Regions from separate parts of the Homo sapiens genome. Here region 1 is linked to region 2. A link is a contact called in ENCODE Hi-C or POLR2A ChIA-PET data. All regions are on one chromosome and are shown on one strand. Each heading gives the region's core, a stretch centred on a gene start or an enhancer-like site at or near the end of the contact. The rest is flanking DNA. Distances are from core to core; before and after follow the strand shown.

Region 1 (7,402 bases), core at 3,172-5,671, 150 kb before region 2:
TACCAACTGTTACTCACACTCACTTTTCTGTTGATAGCTAGAGCTGACCATAAACTAATCCCTAACCAAACTCACTTTCTGAATTGGTAAAAGTAACACGGCTGAGAAAACAAAACTAGGTTAGGGCTATGTAAGGAGAACAGTCTTTCCTACAGGGTAGAATGTCTAGGAAATTCAGAACCAAAATGATAAAAGGATAATTATACCTTTCATTTTAAAAGAATCATTTATGCTACCATATTTTTACTACCAACCCACCTTCTAGTATTTTCTTCTTTCCTGAACTTAAATTTTACTGGTGTATTTTAATCTATTTTCATACTTGATGTCTTCTAGTACAGCTGAATATAGCCCTGACTAATCTTGCCTTGCAAAAAGTAGTCTATTTTAGGCCGGGCACAGTGGCTCACAACTGTAATCCCAGCACTTTGGGAGGCTGAGGCAGGTGGATCACCTGAGGTCAGGAGTTCAAGACCAGCCTGGCCAACATGGCGAAACCCTGTCTCTACTAAAAATGCAAAAAATTAGCCAGGCGTGGTGGTGGGTGCCTGTAATCCCAGCTACTTGGGAGGCTGAGGCATGAGAATTGCTTGAACCCAGGAGGCGGGGGTTGCAGTGAGCCGAGATCGCACCATTGCACTCCAGCCTAGGTGACAAAAGCAAAACTCAGTCTCCAAAAAAAAAAGAAAAATGTAGTCTATTTTGGAAAGTAGTAAGAATACAAATTTTGATAGAGCATGCAAGTCAGAGCTAATGTGCTCCTGAATGAAGGTAAAGACCTCTGCTGTAAACCACAACAAATGTTCCCTCAGGACCAAAACAGGCTCTGAACAGATTCTCTTGGGTTGAAACAGAGTTCCTCAAGCAAACAAGAAGCTCGTTACTTCCCCATTATTTATTCCCTCTATTTTGACTCTCTGCCCCATCTTGTTAACCTCCCAAGATGAAAGTATCCACTATGCAATACTATTAAAGAAATAACCAAAAGTTCATAGTTAATGAGTCTTAGTAACTTAAATTGTGCTCATATAGCTAAAAATGAAGAACCCTCAGTAGCTGAACACTAGCTTTATAGATATAGTCCCTATTCCATAGCAAGGGGCTTACTAGCTATATGTACAACCTGTTGGAATTAATTTTTAAAAATTAACATCTGATAGATTTAGTTAGGGAAAAGTAAATGCTCCCTTCTTAACCAGAAAGTAAACTGATTTCTTAGGTCAAAAGAAAAAATATTTTGAGCAAAGGCTACAACAGACAATTAAGTAGATGGATTACTACACCAGAGCTTTAGCATAGTGCCTAGTATACAGAAGATGAAACTCAATAAATTAAAAAAAGATATGACTCAGTAAATACTTGCTAAATTAATGATTTTTAAGAACGGAGGCTTTGTAGGGCAAAACATATTTAAAGAAGCTAACAGAGATAGGGAATGATTAGAAGGAAGAATCCCTAACTTTCCTGGTAATTATTACAACAAAAAGCCTGCTGCCAGGAACAGATGAGTTAAGATAAAGTAGAAGTAAAGGTTTTCAGAAACCAAACCAACAAAAAGCCAAGGGATAATGAATTATATACCTATCTAGTTCTCACTGTCTGTCTTTTATCCTTCATTGTGTCAGACTAACCTTACCCATAGTTAATATGTGATTTGGGGAGGCTTTATTCTACATACAAACTCTTCACTCACCATCTTTTCTTTTCATACTTTTCTTGTAGAAACTCTTTCACTTTTTGTGGATCCCTGAAGTCTGGAATTGCTGAAGATCTATCATCAAATAATCCTAGCCAAATCTGTTTACAGACCTTTGGAAAGAATTAAAAAAATATATGTTAAATTCAACATCTTCACTTAATGAAATTTTAAGGGGATACTATGATTCTTTCAGGAAGCTAATCTACATAATAATTTTAATAATATGCTTTCAATGAGGATACTAATAAACAGGAACTAAATTTATTTTTAATATGTTGCAGTATGCAGTAAAATTTTAGCAACAAAATCATTAAAAAGGGGAAATGAAGAGTGAAGTGGGATTTCAGAGGACCTGGGGTCTTTTCAGTCTTGGCATAATCATAAACTTCACCATTAGCAAAGTCATGTAACCTGCTCAGTTCCCTTACAAAACAAAGGAACTGAACCAATGGCTATTTCACAGGCCCTTTAGCAAGTCTAAAAAACCAAAAAGAACAAACAAAAATACTAGAATCATAAACACTTTAAAATTGTAACAATAAACACAAATATAAGGCAAACACACTATTAGCTTTATAGCTGTCTCCTATGCATTTTTGGTCCAATAGCTAAAAAATGAGAATCTGAGATATTTAACTTTCAGAAAAACCAAAAGAGAAATGAAATAAAATAGCACAAAAAGAACTATAAAGAGAAAAACTGATAAAGCAGACTTCATCAAAATAAAAAACTATTCTTCAAAAAAACTTAAAAAGTACAAAAATCAAGACACCAACTGATCAAAAGTATTTGTAAAATGTATAAGAACTTGAAACTGGAATATATAAAGAATTCCTACAACTCAATTATAAAAGACAGATAACCCAACACTTGTTTTGGTTTTTGTTTGTTTGAGAAAAGGTCTGTCTCTATCACCCAGGATGGAGTGCAGTGGTGCAATCTCAGCTTATTGCCTCCCAGGCTCAAGCCATCCTCCCACTTCAGCCTCCTGAGTAAGCTGGGACTACAGGAGTGCAGCACCACAGGTGGCTAATTTTTTGTATTTTTTGTAGAGATGGTGTTTCACCATGTTGCCCAGGCTGGTCTCGAACTCATGAGCTCAAGCGATCTGCCCGCCTCAGCCTCCCAAAGTGCTGGGATTACAGGCGCGAGCCACCATGCCCAGCCAACACTTGTTTAAAGCGGGGGCAAAAGGTCTGAACAAACACTTCACCAAAGATATCAGCAGCCCACTATCATTAGTCATGCATAAAATGCAAATTAAAATGACACTGAGGCCGGGTGCAGGCGGATCACCTGAGGTCAGGAGTTCGGGACTAGACTGGCCAAAATGGTGAAACCCCATCTCTACTAAAAATACAAAAAAATTAGCCAGGCGTAGTGGTGCATGCCTGTAATCCCAGCTACTCAGGAGGCTGAGTCAGAAGAATGGCTTGAACCCAGGAAGGGGAGGTTGCAGTGAGCCAAGATCATGTCATTGCACTCCAGCCTGGGCGACAAGAGCAAAACTCTGTCTTTAAAAAAAAAAAAAAAAAAAAAAAGACACTGAGACTCCACAAGACAGACATGCATATACTACTAGAAAAGCCGAAAACAAAGTGTGACTGCATCATGTGTTGGTAACAATGTGGAACAACCGGAATTCTTTAGAATGTAAAATGGTGTAAGCACTTTGGAAAACATTTGGCAGTTTCTCAAGAGTTAAACATAGACCTAGCATATGATGTAGCCATTCTACTTCTAGGTATTTATTCAAGAAAAATAAAAGCACTTTTCCACACTCAGACTGTACATAAATATTTGTAGCAGCTTTACTGATAATAACCCCAAACTGGAAATCACCCAATTGTTCATAAACAAGTGAATAAACAAATGGGAGAATATCCAAAGAAGAACATTATTCAGCAATTAAAAGGAGAAAACCATTAATACAAGAAACATGAATAAACCTCAAGATTATGCTGAAAGAAACATGTGCACCCCCCCACCAAAACGTATATACTGCATATTTCCATTCATTTAAATTTTTAATGTAAACCAGTCTACAGCGATGAAAAGCAGATCAGTGGATTCATTACAAAGGGTTGCACAATGAAAATATATGCTATCTTGTTATTGTGGTAGTGGTTTCATGATACATACAAATGTCAAAACTCATCAAATTGTACACTTTAAGTATGTACACGTTATCAGTTTAAATATCCAAGTTATCAACTATTCCTCAGCAAAATTATCAAAAACAAGTCCACGAGTTTCCAAAATACATTATTCTAAAGAATAAGCAATTACGACACTATGAAAAGAGCATAGTATCTGGTTTCAAAAACCCTGACAAGTATTTAAGAAATCAGGGAAGGAAAAGCGTACTTCTCAATCTTACCTGCTCACTGAACTGGGTATGGGAGAAATAAGAGAAAGGTTAGGAGAAAGGACTTGCCCTTCTCCTTTCCTATCATGTCCCCAAATCTGTTTCAAAACATTTCTTGTGGGTCGGGCGTGGTGGCTCACGCCTGTAATCCCAGCACTATGGGAGGCCAAGGCAGGCGGATCATGAGGTCAGGAGATCGAGACCATCATGGCCAACATGGTGAAACCCCACCTCTACTAAAAATACAGAAAAAACAAATAGCTGGGCATGGTGGCGCATGCCTGTAACCCCAGCTACTCCAGAAGCTGAAGCAGGAGAATCGCTTGAACCCGGGAGTCAGAGGTTGCAGTGAGCCGAGATTGCGCCACTGCACTCCAGCCTGATGACAGAGTGAGACTCCGTGTCTGTCTGTCTATATATATATTTCTTGTGGTTCCTTCCTATTCCAGGCTCAGTACAGATACTATAAAGTCATTTAGGAAGTGACAGTTAAAACGAGTGAGAACTAGAGTAAGGCACAATCCATTATGAAAACATTTCACTGGCAACGCCTGAGAAGTACAGACATCCAGGAACATTAGTACAACTTACTGCCAGAAATACTACAGACCTTTAAGAGACCCAGCTTGTCCAATATTTAGCCACTTACAAAGAACTACATGGGACTCTCCTCAGGCAGAAACCTAACTAATGATTCTCCCAAAATGTAATTCTTTAAGATTTTTAAAGATTTATCAGTTACATTCATAAAGGGAGGCCTGGAAGTTTTTCATTCTTCTATTTTAAAACTTCCCAAATGAGAAAACAAGAGACAGGGTAGTTATTTACCCAAAGCCATGAAACTATTGACTGTATTTGATGGACACTTTACTATATTCCAAAACCTCTGCCACATACCACTTTTAAAACTAAAATCAATAAATGAATAAATAATAAGCATACAAATAAATAAATAAAATGAAGCAGATGGGCTAAGGGCAGACAGATCATAGAGCTGCCATCTTGGCACTCGTAACGCAAAGCAAAGATGGAGTGCTTGATGATAAACTATTTGACATAAGCAGCCTGCAGGATTCCCTCAAAATTGTTTACTAACTGCTGTGGTTCTGTTCCTGCTCTCTGGAAGGTCACACTGCTAGAGAAAAAAGTCATTAAAAATAGCTGCTTGAGTCCTCTACAAATTCAAACTGTCTCACTGTCAAAGTCCCTCAAAGTTATTAATCGGCTCTAATTTCCTATTATATTGCCCCACAGCAGCTATTTCCTATATTTATAGATCAAAATCCTAACCAATCTTAACACTCTTGACAGTTGAATTCTTACTCAAGTGAAGTAACTCTCAATATGTGATTCCCAGTTCCGTAAATCAGCAAGCAACATCAGTGTCAACTAAGAACTTGTTGGAAATGCAAATTTTCAGGAGCAACCCAAGACATGTGAAATCAGTCCCTCTAGGTAGAACCCAGCAATCTGTTTTATCAAGTCCTCCAGGTTATTCTGAAGTGGGCTAAAGTTTGAAAACCAATGCTTTAGTAACATCTAGGCCACCAGATGGAAACTTACTTTCTACCTGTAATTTTATTCATCTTTCCTTGCCTCTGTATCAGAACACCAGAGAGAGAGGGAAAGAGAGATTCAAACTATACACAGCTTTCAGCATCTCCCAAATTTAGCCAGTAAGCCTATTACGGGGTAAGATTCATTTAACACAGACAGTGTTTCAGTGACACACCTGGGAAAACATCAATCTCTAATTCCTTATGACCTACTCACAGTTTAGTCCCTGAAAGGTTGCATTCTGCTCCCAACATTCTACTAACATTGCTATTTCAGGCATCTAGATTTGCTGATAGAGTATAAAGTCTCTTTTCTGCTTGTTTTGGTTTTTTACTAAAATAAACACCATCAACTGAAAAAAGGGGGTTTCAAGGTTGGGAAAAAAGGGAGAGAATGAACTAACTAGGAAGCACTGAAGACTTGTGGCCATCAATATATAAAGTGAAACTAGTCCGAAGGCTTTTTTTCTCCAGCTTTATCTGGCTATTTAGGTAAAAGTAGGTAGAATATTGGTTTAATCAAGCAGAATATGACAGAAGTTGGAAAAAGGTGATTATATTAACAGACCATGGAATCTAAGCTAAGAAAAATAAAGACATCAGGAGGAAGACGGATAACAAAGGGATTTAGTGAAATGAAGGAATAGAGATGCTGATGATTGTCCCAAAATTGTTGGCTCCAGTATTAGAGTAAGCCAGGAAGAGAGAATCAGTGGTGGTCAGAGAGCTGGATGCTTGAAACTGAAATCTGGGAGGTGATACAGTTATCAATCAATAAAAGGTCTAAAGTAGTATGAAGGATCACTGGAGGTCAAGGAATTCAGAGGGCCATGCAGATATCTACGTGGATACTGGAATTGCCAAAATGATTAACACTAGTGAGAATAAAAACAGTACCTAAAATGAATGAGGGGGCTGAATACGATGGCTCACTCCTGTAATCCCAGCACTTTGCGAGGCCCAAACGGATGGATTGCTTGAGCCCAGGAATTCAAGACCAGCCTGGGCAACATGGCAAAATACAGTCTCTACAAAAAATATAAAAATTCACTGAGCATGGTGGTGCATGTGTAGTCCCAGCTACTCGGGAGGCTGAGGTGAGAGAATCACCTGAGCCTGGCAAGTAGAGGTTGCAGTCACCCTTGATCATACCACTCTACTCCATCCTGGGTGTCATACAGTGAGACCCTGTCTCTAAATAAATAAATAAATACTGAATGAGGGAGACCGACTGGTATGACTGCAACAAGAAGATGCAGCAAGTGATAAAATCTATTGACATTAAAAGTGGGGGTGAGGGGCTAAAAACAGCACTGAGGAGCAAGAATGACACCTAAAACAAGGAATTATATGCAACAATGGAATTGGTTTTGATGGTCTCTTTTGGGGGAGGTGAATAATCAATTCTAATTGTAGAATAATGTGATGGTTATGGTAGTTAATGAGCTTGGACAAGGGAATCAGACTGCATGAGTTTGAATTCCAACTCTGTATGCTGCTATTTGACTTGAGCAAGTTAACATTTATCTGTAAAATGCAAATAATAATATAACCTATTTCATAGGGAGGTTTAGAGTTAAGTAAATTAATATATGTTTTGTACTGGGAACAGGTATATAAACTTTAAATAGTATTAGTTTGGCCAGGTGCAGTGGCTCACGTCTATAATCCCAGCACTTTGCGGGGTCAGGAGGTAAAGACCAGCCTGGACGAAATGGTGAAACCCCGTCTCTACTAAGAACACACACAAAAAAATAAGCCGGGCATGGTGGCATGCAC
Region 2 (7,304 bases), core at 2,270-4,769:
GAATAGCTGGGACTACAGGTGCACACCATCACGCCCAGCTAATTTTTGTATTTTTAGTAGAGATGGGGGTTTCAACATGTTGGTCAGGCTGGTCTCAAACTCCTGACCTCGAGTGATCTGCTCGCCTCGGCCTCCCAAAGTGCTGGGATTACAGGTTTGAGCCACTGCGCCTGGCCTGAAACATGCTATTTAGGATGATTATATAGAAGTAGAAAAAGTGAGACGGGTTTTTTTGTCCCACAAACATTTAGAGTTGGCCTTCTGTCCCTTCCTCAGTCTTCCGTGGATTGTCCTTTCCTCAATCTAAAGGTTTTCAAAGAAAGGAGATTGGTAAGTCACGCCCACAGCTGCAATCAATTTCATAATACTCGGGTGTGATATTTTTGTGGCGTATATAAAATACTCAGGGAAAATGTACTCAGTTCTCTCATGCAATGACAGACTGGTTTGCTAGGATTAGAATGACAATTGCCTTTATCCAGTTAAATTAAAGGAGCTGCCAGGTTTTTTTCCCCCAAAACATTTAATGCCTACCCACTATGTATAAAGTCGTAACGAAGTTAAAAGTAAATTAAGATTCATTAACCGGAGTGTCACTCTGCTCAGAACACTTTCAGAGATGCTGTTTCATTTAATTCTCTCAAAACCCTTAAGTGGGAAAAAGTAAGAAGTGTGTTTGATTGACGAAGGAATGGACGCTCAGAGAAAGTAAATAATTTGCCAGTGTAGCACACTAGTAAGTGGATTTTTATCCAAACCCACTGGAGCACCCCACAATTCATGATCTTTATACCATGAACATGGCTATTAAGCAACATAAGGACTCTCACAATTCCCTGTGGAAGGGGTAGATTGACAGCAAGCAGTCACAGTAAATCTGCTTGGCTGAGCTTGAGCTTTCAGAGCAATGGTTCTCAGATGGATGGGAACATTAGGCTGGGCACGGTGGCTCACAGCACTTTGGGAGGCTGAGGTGGGAGGATCACTTGAGGTCTAGAATTCAAGACCAGCCTGGCCAACATGGTGAAACCCCGTCTCTACTAAAAATACAAAAATTAGCTGGGCACGGTGGCCCATGCCTGTAATCCCAGATACTCAGAAGGTTGATGCAGGAGAATCTCTTGAACCCAGGAGGCAAAGGTTTCAGTGAGCCGAGATCACATCACTGCACTTCAGCCTGGGCAACAGATGAGTAAGACTCTCTCAAAAAAAAAAAAAAAAAAGACAGATGGGGATATTAGAATTATCTAAAGAGATTTAAAAAAATACCAGTGCCTGGGTGGCCGCCAGAGATTCTGCATCAGTATTTTTCAAAAGCACTCAAGATAATTTGGCCAGGGGTTAGAACCACTACTTAAAAAAAACAAACCAGATATTTCTATCCATAATGGAAGATTCATATTTTTAAAAATTACCCTTTTTCTGACATTTGATATTTATCTAGGATTACAATAATTATGCTAATTAGTTCTAGTCTATTTTTGTCTGAATACATTTTAGGTATTCAATAAACACTAATTTTCAGTTTCCCTTCCCTGTCACTTTTCTTTGTAAACGATAATAATTTGGAATTTGACTTTGTATCTTTTCTATGTGGTGTTCACAACATTCTTGACATCCTGAGACATTTCTGAATTCCTGAAATCAAAAATATCAAAACACTTATATAGGCTTTTCCGATAGGTGTATCCTCTAAGAACTGGTTTTTATGTCGTATCTGGTGTCTTTGAGGCCTAGATAAGACCAAAACATGAGACAAGTGGCAAAGGCAACATCTTGGGAGGAAGGGAAAGGGTTGACCAAGGCTTGTCCCCTATTTTAACTGTTCTTTGCTTCTTCCCTTTTTCCAGTTCTTATTTTTGCTTCTGAATACAAAATGGTTTTGCTGAATCATTTAAGTGAATCCCCTTTAGGGGAAATACACATGCCTGGAATCACTTTCTAAAGCCAGGCCTTTTGTAGGGATGAGAACTCAAAGATAATATGGCTGGGTGCGGTGGCTCACGCCTGCAATCCCAGCACTTTGGGAGGCTGAGGTGGGCGGATCACTTGAGTTCAGGAGTTTGAAACCAGCCTGGCCAATATGGTGAAACCCTGTCTCTACTAAAAATACAAAAAATAAAAATAAAAAAATTAGCCAGGTGTAGTGGCGGGCATCTGTAATCCCAGCTACTTGGGAGGCTGAGGCAGGAGAATTTCTTGAACCCAGGAGGCAGAGGTTACAGTGAGCCCAGATAGCGCCACTGCACTCTATCCTGGGAAACAAAGAAAGGCTCCGTCTCAAAAACAAAAAATTATATATATATATATATATAAATAATAGATGGCGGCCAGGCGTGGTGGCTCACGCCTGTAATCCCAGCACTTTGGGAGGCTGAGGCGGGCGGATCACAAGGTCAGGAGATGGAGACCATCCTGGTTAACAGGGTGAAACCCCATCTCTACTAAAAATACAAAAAATTAGCCGGGCGTGGTGGCGGGTGCCTGTAGTCCCAGCTACTCAGGAGGCTGAGGCAGGAGAATGGCGTGAACCCGGGAGGCGGAGCTTGCAGTGAGCCGAGATCATGCCACTGCACTCCAGCCTGGGCGACACAGCGAGACTCCGTCTCCAAAAAAAAAAAAAAAAAAAAATAGATGGTTAAAAATAAACACCATGGCACTTCTTGATGAGTACATTTAAGTAACTGCACAAGTCACAGTAGCATGGAAGAATCAGGATTTGAAGTAGACTCCAAATCCATCATTCTGAACTTTTGGCTGGAAGAAGAATAGTGATTAAAGTGTTTCCCAGCTGTGAGAGCCTGACAAGTTTTGTCCATCTCCATGATACACAGTTTTCTCATCTATAAAATGGAAATAATAATAGTATCTACCTCTTGGGATTATGAAAAGAATTAAATGAGATGATATATGTAGAGCACAACATCCCTCAACACAACTCTATAGGTAGCCACCTTATTCTGCACTCATAAAAGGCAGGTCTCAAGAACACAACACACAGACCCTGTGGGAGCTGCATTATCCCAGCAAAGAAAAAGGAAAAGCATTCCCTCGCTTCATTTCTGCTGATTTTGAAATAATCATCAGTGACTAACAACTTCACTGAAACAATACAAAAGTTTCCTTCTTTTTTTTTTCTTTTAGAGATGGGCTCTTACTACGTTGCCCAGGCTAGTCTCGAACTCCTGGGCTCAAGCAATCTACCCTCCTTGGCCTCCCAAAGTGCTGGGACTACAGGCATGAGCCACTGTGCCTGGCCTAAGAGCTTATTTTTGGAAAAACAAACACGAACTTTCATTCAGTTTCCTATGCCAAATTCCATGCCTTCTTCTGCTCTCATGACTGACTCACGAAATAAAGATGTGTACAATCTTTCTAACACAGTGGCTCTCAACCGGCGGGTTATTTTACCCACCCACCTCCACCCCAAGAGGATATTTGGCAATGCCTGGAGACATTTTTGGTTGTCAGAACCGGGCTGGAGGTGGCAAGGCGTCGGGGGATGATATTGGCATCTAGTGGGTAGAGATGAGTGATGTTGCTAAATATCCTACACTGCACAGGAAAGGCCCCACAGCGAAGTGTGCAAATGTCATTGGTGCTGAGGTTGGGAAGTCCTGTTCTAACTCTATGCTGTTGACTGATCACTGTGGGATGCTGGCCACTGGCCACTTAAAGCATCAGGGCCAAATTCACTTAAAGCATCAGGGCCAAACGCTTGCGAGCCAAGAGACCAGACATGAAGATAAACGTAGTTAAGATCCAGTCAAGATTCTATGAAGTAGGAAGTACATAAAACAGGGAGGAACTAGATCTCAGTGGTCAGAAGAAACAGATGAGACTCAGGAATATGAAAGTTGAGATTTTCCAGAGACAGTGACAAGCCAAACCATCTTTTTTTTTTTTTTTTTTTTTTTTTTTTTTTTTTTTTTTTGACAGAGTCTTGCTCTGTCACCCAGCAGGAGTGCAATGGCACGATCTCGGATGACTGCCTCCCGGGTTCAAGCGATTCTCCTGCCTTAGCCTCCCAAGTAGCTGGGATCACAGGCATCCACCACCAAGCCTGGCTAAGTTTTTGTATTTTTAGTAGAGAGGGGGTTTTGCCATGTTGGCCAGGCTGGTCTTGAACTCCTGACCTCAGGTGATCCACCCACCTTGGCCTCCCACAGTGCTGAGATTACAGGTGTGAGCCACCATGCCCAGCCCCAACCATCTTTTATTGAGTGTAATCAAATAGCAGAGACTGCCCTCTGCCTTTTTGTATCATTCACACCTAATAAACTGTGATCTTAAGATCCAGGATTTTAGGGCGACTGGATTTAAAAAAGACTGTATACGCTCCTGAAGCTTGAAACAGATCAAGAACATGTCATAACATGTGCAAATGGCTCTATTTTATTTTTCAGATGTTTCTTTCATCACTTTTCAGTGTGATCACAGTCATTGGTGCTCTGTATTGCATGCTGATATCCATCCAGGCTCTCTTAAAAGGTCCTCTCATGTGTAATTCTCCAAGCAACAGTAATGCCAATTGTGAATTTTCATTGAAAAACATCAGGTAAGTAACTTGATTTTCACAGGCTTACTGTCTCACACAGTTGAACTAGTTTGATTAGATTAATGCAGTACTGGAACAATGCCATGTTTTTATTTGATGCAACTGCCGGGACAAACGGATTCTTAGGAATTTTAGTACATTAACGCCAGTTAGCACAACTCCACATCAAAATGGAGGAATCATTAGATTTACAATGCTCTAAAAGGACTTTTAGATATTGTCTAAAAGGACTAGTTGATCTCAAATGGCTTATGCTTGTCTTTCAAAAATCTACAGTTACATATGTGTATGTATATTAAAAAATTATGCAAATATACACCAGAAACTTAACTTTCATCCTTGGAGAATGGAAATAGGGGATTCCCTTTATGAGAGTGAAGAGAACATTTACTTTCTACACTTCTGAACTAATTAAATTTGTCAACCATGAGCAAATATTACATTTACAATTTAAAAAATTTAATAAAAACACAATAAATAAAATGCAGAGCCTTGCCTGTAGGCTTAAATGGAAGAGCAACCAATGGATTCATACAGATATGCTATAAATATACTGTATGCATGGGAATGAATCCAAATTTTAAGTCATGTAATAACAAGTAATACTGGAGAGTTACATGTACTTAATAAGTGGCTCATTTTAGTCTTTTAAGTACATCATTCTGTGACTGAATCTAGACACAATTTGTAAAAACTGGAAGAAAAAAACTATCTAATCCATTACCTCTCTGTATAGCCTGCTCAGTTTAGCAAATAACCAGAATTTACTTTTGTAGTTACATACAAAAAATTTTTTCTCCTTTTCCCTTACCTTGCTACATTAAAAAAGAAAGTCCCTCAAATTTTGTGTAGCATATTTGTTTTGAACCAAAACCCAAGGAAGGCCAGGCACAGCGGCTCACGCCTGTAATCCCAGCACTTTGGGAGACCAAGGCAGGTGGATCGCTTGAGGTCAGGAGTTTGAGATCAGCCTGGTCAACATGGTGAAACTGCATCACTACTGAAAATACAAAAATGAGCCAGGCGTGGTGGCACGCGCCTCTAGTCCCAGCTACTCAGGAGGCTGAGGCGGGAGAATTGCTGGAACCCAGGAGGCGGAGGTTGCAGTGAGCCAAGATCAAGCCACTGCACTCCAGTCTGGGTGACAGAGTGAGACTGTGTCTCAAAAACAAAGCCAAGGAAAGTCTCCTTGCTAATAGACTTGAAGTAAAGGGTTAAAGATTTCTACCACAGATGCTATGCACATTAAATCCCCAGGGAATGACAACAGCCCACAATGTACCAGGCACCAGGCTACGCTCTGCAGACAACAGCGCTCAGATATTCTCAGCCTAGTTGCGGAGATGGGCTAGGCTAGCAAAGTTACAAGAGAGTGATCCTTGGCTTGCTACACATTTCACAAAACACTCATATTCCATGTGCTGAAAATACTGTTGTTTTCCCAGGTTGAATGTCAGTTGCTGATATCCAGCAATGCAAACTCCCTAAGAACATTCCATTTTACTCTACAGTAAACAAACAAAAAATCATCTTGAGATAGATGTATTAGGGCTAAAAGTTTCTCATTTTCCACAGCCCCGTTAAGAACAGGCACATCACTTTAATCAGACATATTTAATCAGTAAAAACTGTACATCTGGTTGAAGAACGGACGCCACGCTGTAGTTCTGCACTAAGAACTGAGCTCATTTAATGGGGGTGGCGGGGGGTAGGGGAGGCTCCTTAGTTTTTATATCTAGCAAGTAGAAGAGTATCTGAATAAATAAAATAAATAGGTTGAACCACGAAAAACTGTTGACATTCAACTATTTCTGACATCCCAAAACAGCAGTTTCATACCGTTCAACCTAAGAGAAGATGTACCATAGAGATGCTTGTTAAATGATGGGCTATATAAGTAATAAAAGTTTTGTAACTAGTAGAGTATATGGACACATGCTCAGAAACCCTGATCTCTGTCATTTCTGGGCACGATATTTCAAAAGTACATTCGTTTCACTCATTCTTTTATGTGCACAATGCTACTTTCCTTTGGTCAGGGATATTTCTGAATATCTGATTTTTATCTTTTGTTTTTCAGTGACATTCATCCAGAATCCTTCAACTTGCAGTGGTTTTTCAATGACTCTTGTGCACCTCCTACTGGTTTCAATAAACCCACCAGTAACGACACCATGGCGAGTGGCTGGAGAGCATCTAGTTTCCACTTCGATTCTGAAGAAAACAAACATAGGCTTATCCACTTCTCAGTATTTTTAGGTCTATTGCTTGTTGGAATTCTGGAGGTCCTGTTTGGGCTCAGTCAGATAGTCATCGGTTTCCTTGGCTGTCTGTGTGGAGTCTCTAAGCGAAGAAGTCAAATTGTGTAGTTTAATGGGAATAAAATGTAAGTATCAGTAGTTTGAATTAATTTGAGAAGTACACTTGTTTTCAAAGTCATCTTTGAGATGATTTAAAAAATCAACCCTTCACGTAGAAAGCACGTTGTAAATGCATAACACTCTCATATCAGTGGTTGATTTGGGAAAGGTGGAGAGAATTTTCAATTAGTTTTGTGTTGTACTATTCAAATTTTTTACCTCTTCACTGTGTGTAGAGAAAGGAGAAGGGAAGGAGGATGAGAAGGAACGGAAGTCATCCTGAAAATAAAAGTACAGGACTTTTTTTTTTTTTTTTTGAGACAGGGTCTCAAAAAAGGCTGGAGTACAGTAGTACAGTGGTGCTATCTCAGCTTACTGCAGCCTCA

What was found. A loop is a pair of places that touch in the nucleus more often than their neighbours do. ChIA-PET counts read pairs that join two places held with the same protein, here RNA polymerase II (POLR2A). Pooled maps may share reads with other maps.
Region 1: a loop to region 2 is called in a pooled map, with 4 times the contacts of the local background. The contact joins two enhancer-like sites. A Hi-C loop is called at or near these places in 3 of 50 pooled maps. POLR2A ChIA-PET finds 5 or more read pairs at or near these places in 3 of 52 experiments (CD4-positive, alpha-beta T cell, activated T-cell and activated naive CD4-positive, alpha-beta T cell).

Annotation. Positions count from the first base shown.
Region 1 is chr2:227,514,355-227,521,756 of GRCh38, reverse strand. AGFG1 (ArfGAP with FG repeats 1) reads right to left here. Exons shown (of 13, transcript NM_004504.5): 3 at 1,694-1,809. Among named protein-coding and RNA genes, the nearest start is that of AGFG1, 46 kb to the right of the region's middle. Within about 2 kb of position 4,421, at least 8 of the 41 ENCODE cell types and tissues checked have a DNase peak (open chromatin) inside an H3K27ac peak, as active enhancers do.
Region 2 is chr2:227,363,347-227,370,650 of GRCh38, reverse strand. TM4SF20 (transmembrane 4 L six family member 20) reads left to right here. Exons shown (of 4, transcript NM_024795.4): 3 at 4,407-4,558; 4 at 6,639-7,304. The coding sequence ends at 6,927. Among named protein-coding and RNA genes, the nearest start is that of TM4SF20, 12 kb to the left of the region's middle. RefSeq lists an enhancer at 1-77. Within about 2 kb of position 3,519, at least 8 of the 41 ENCODE cell types and tissues checked have a DNase peak (open chromatin) inside an H3K27ac peak, as active enhancers do.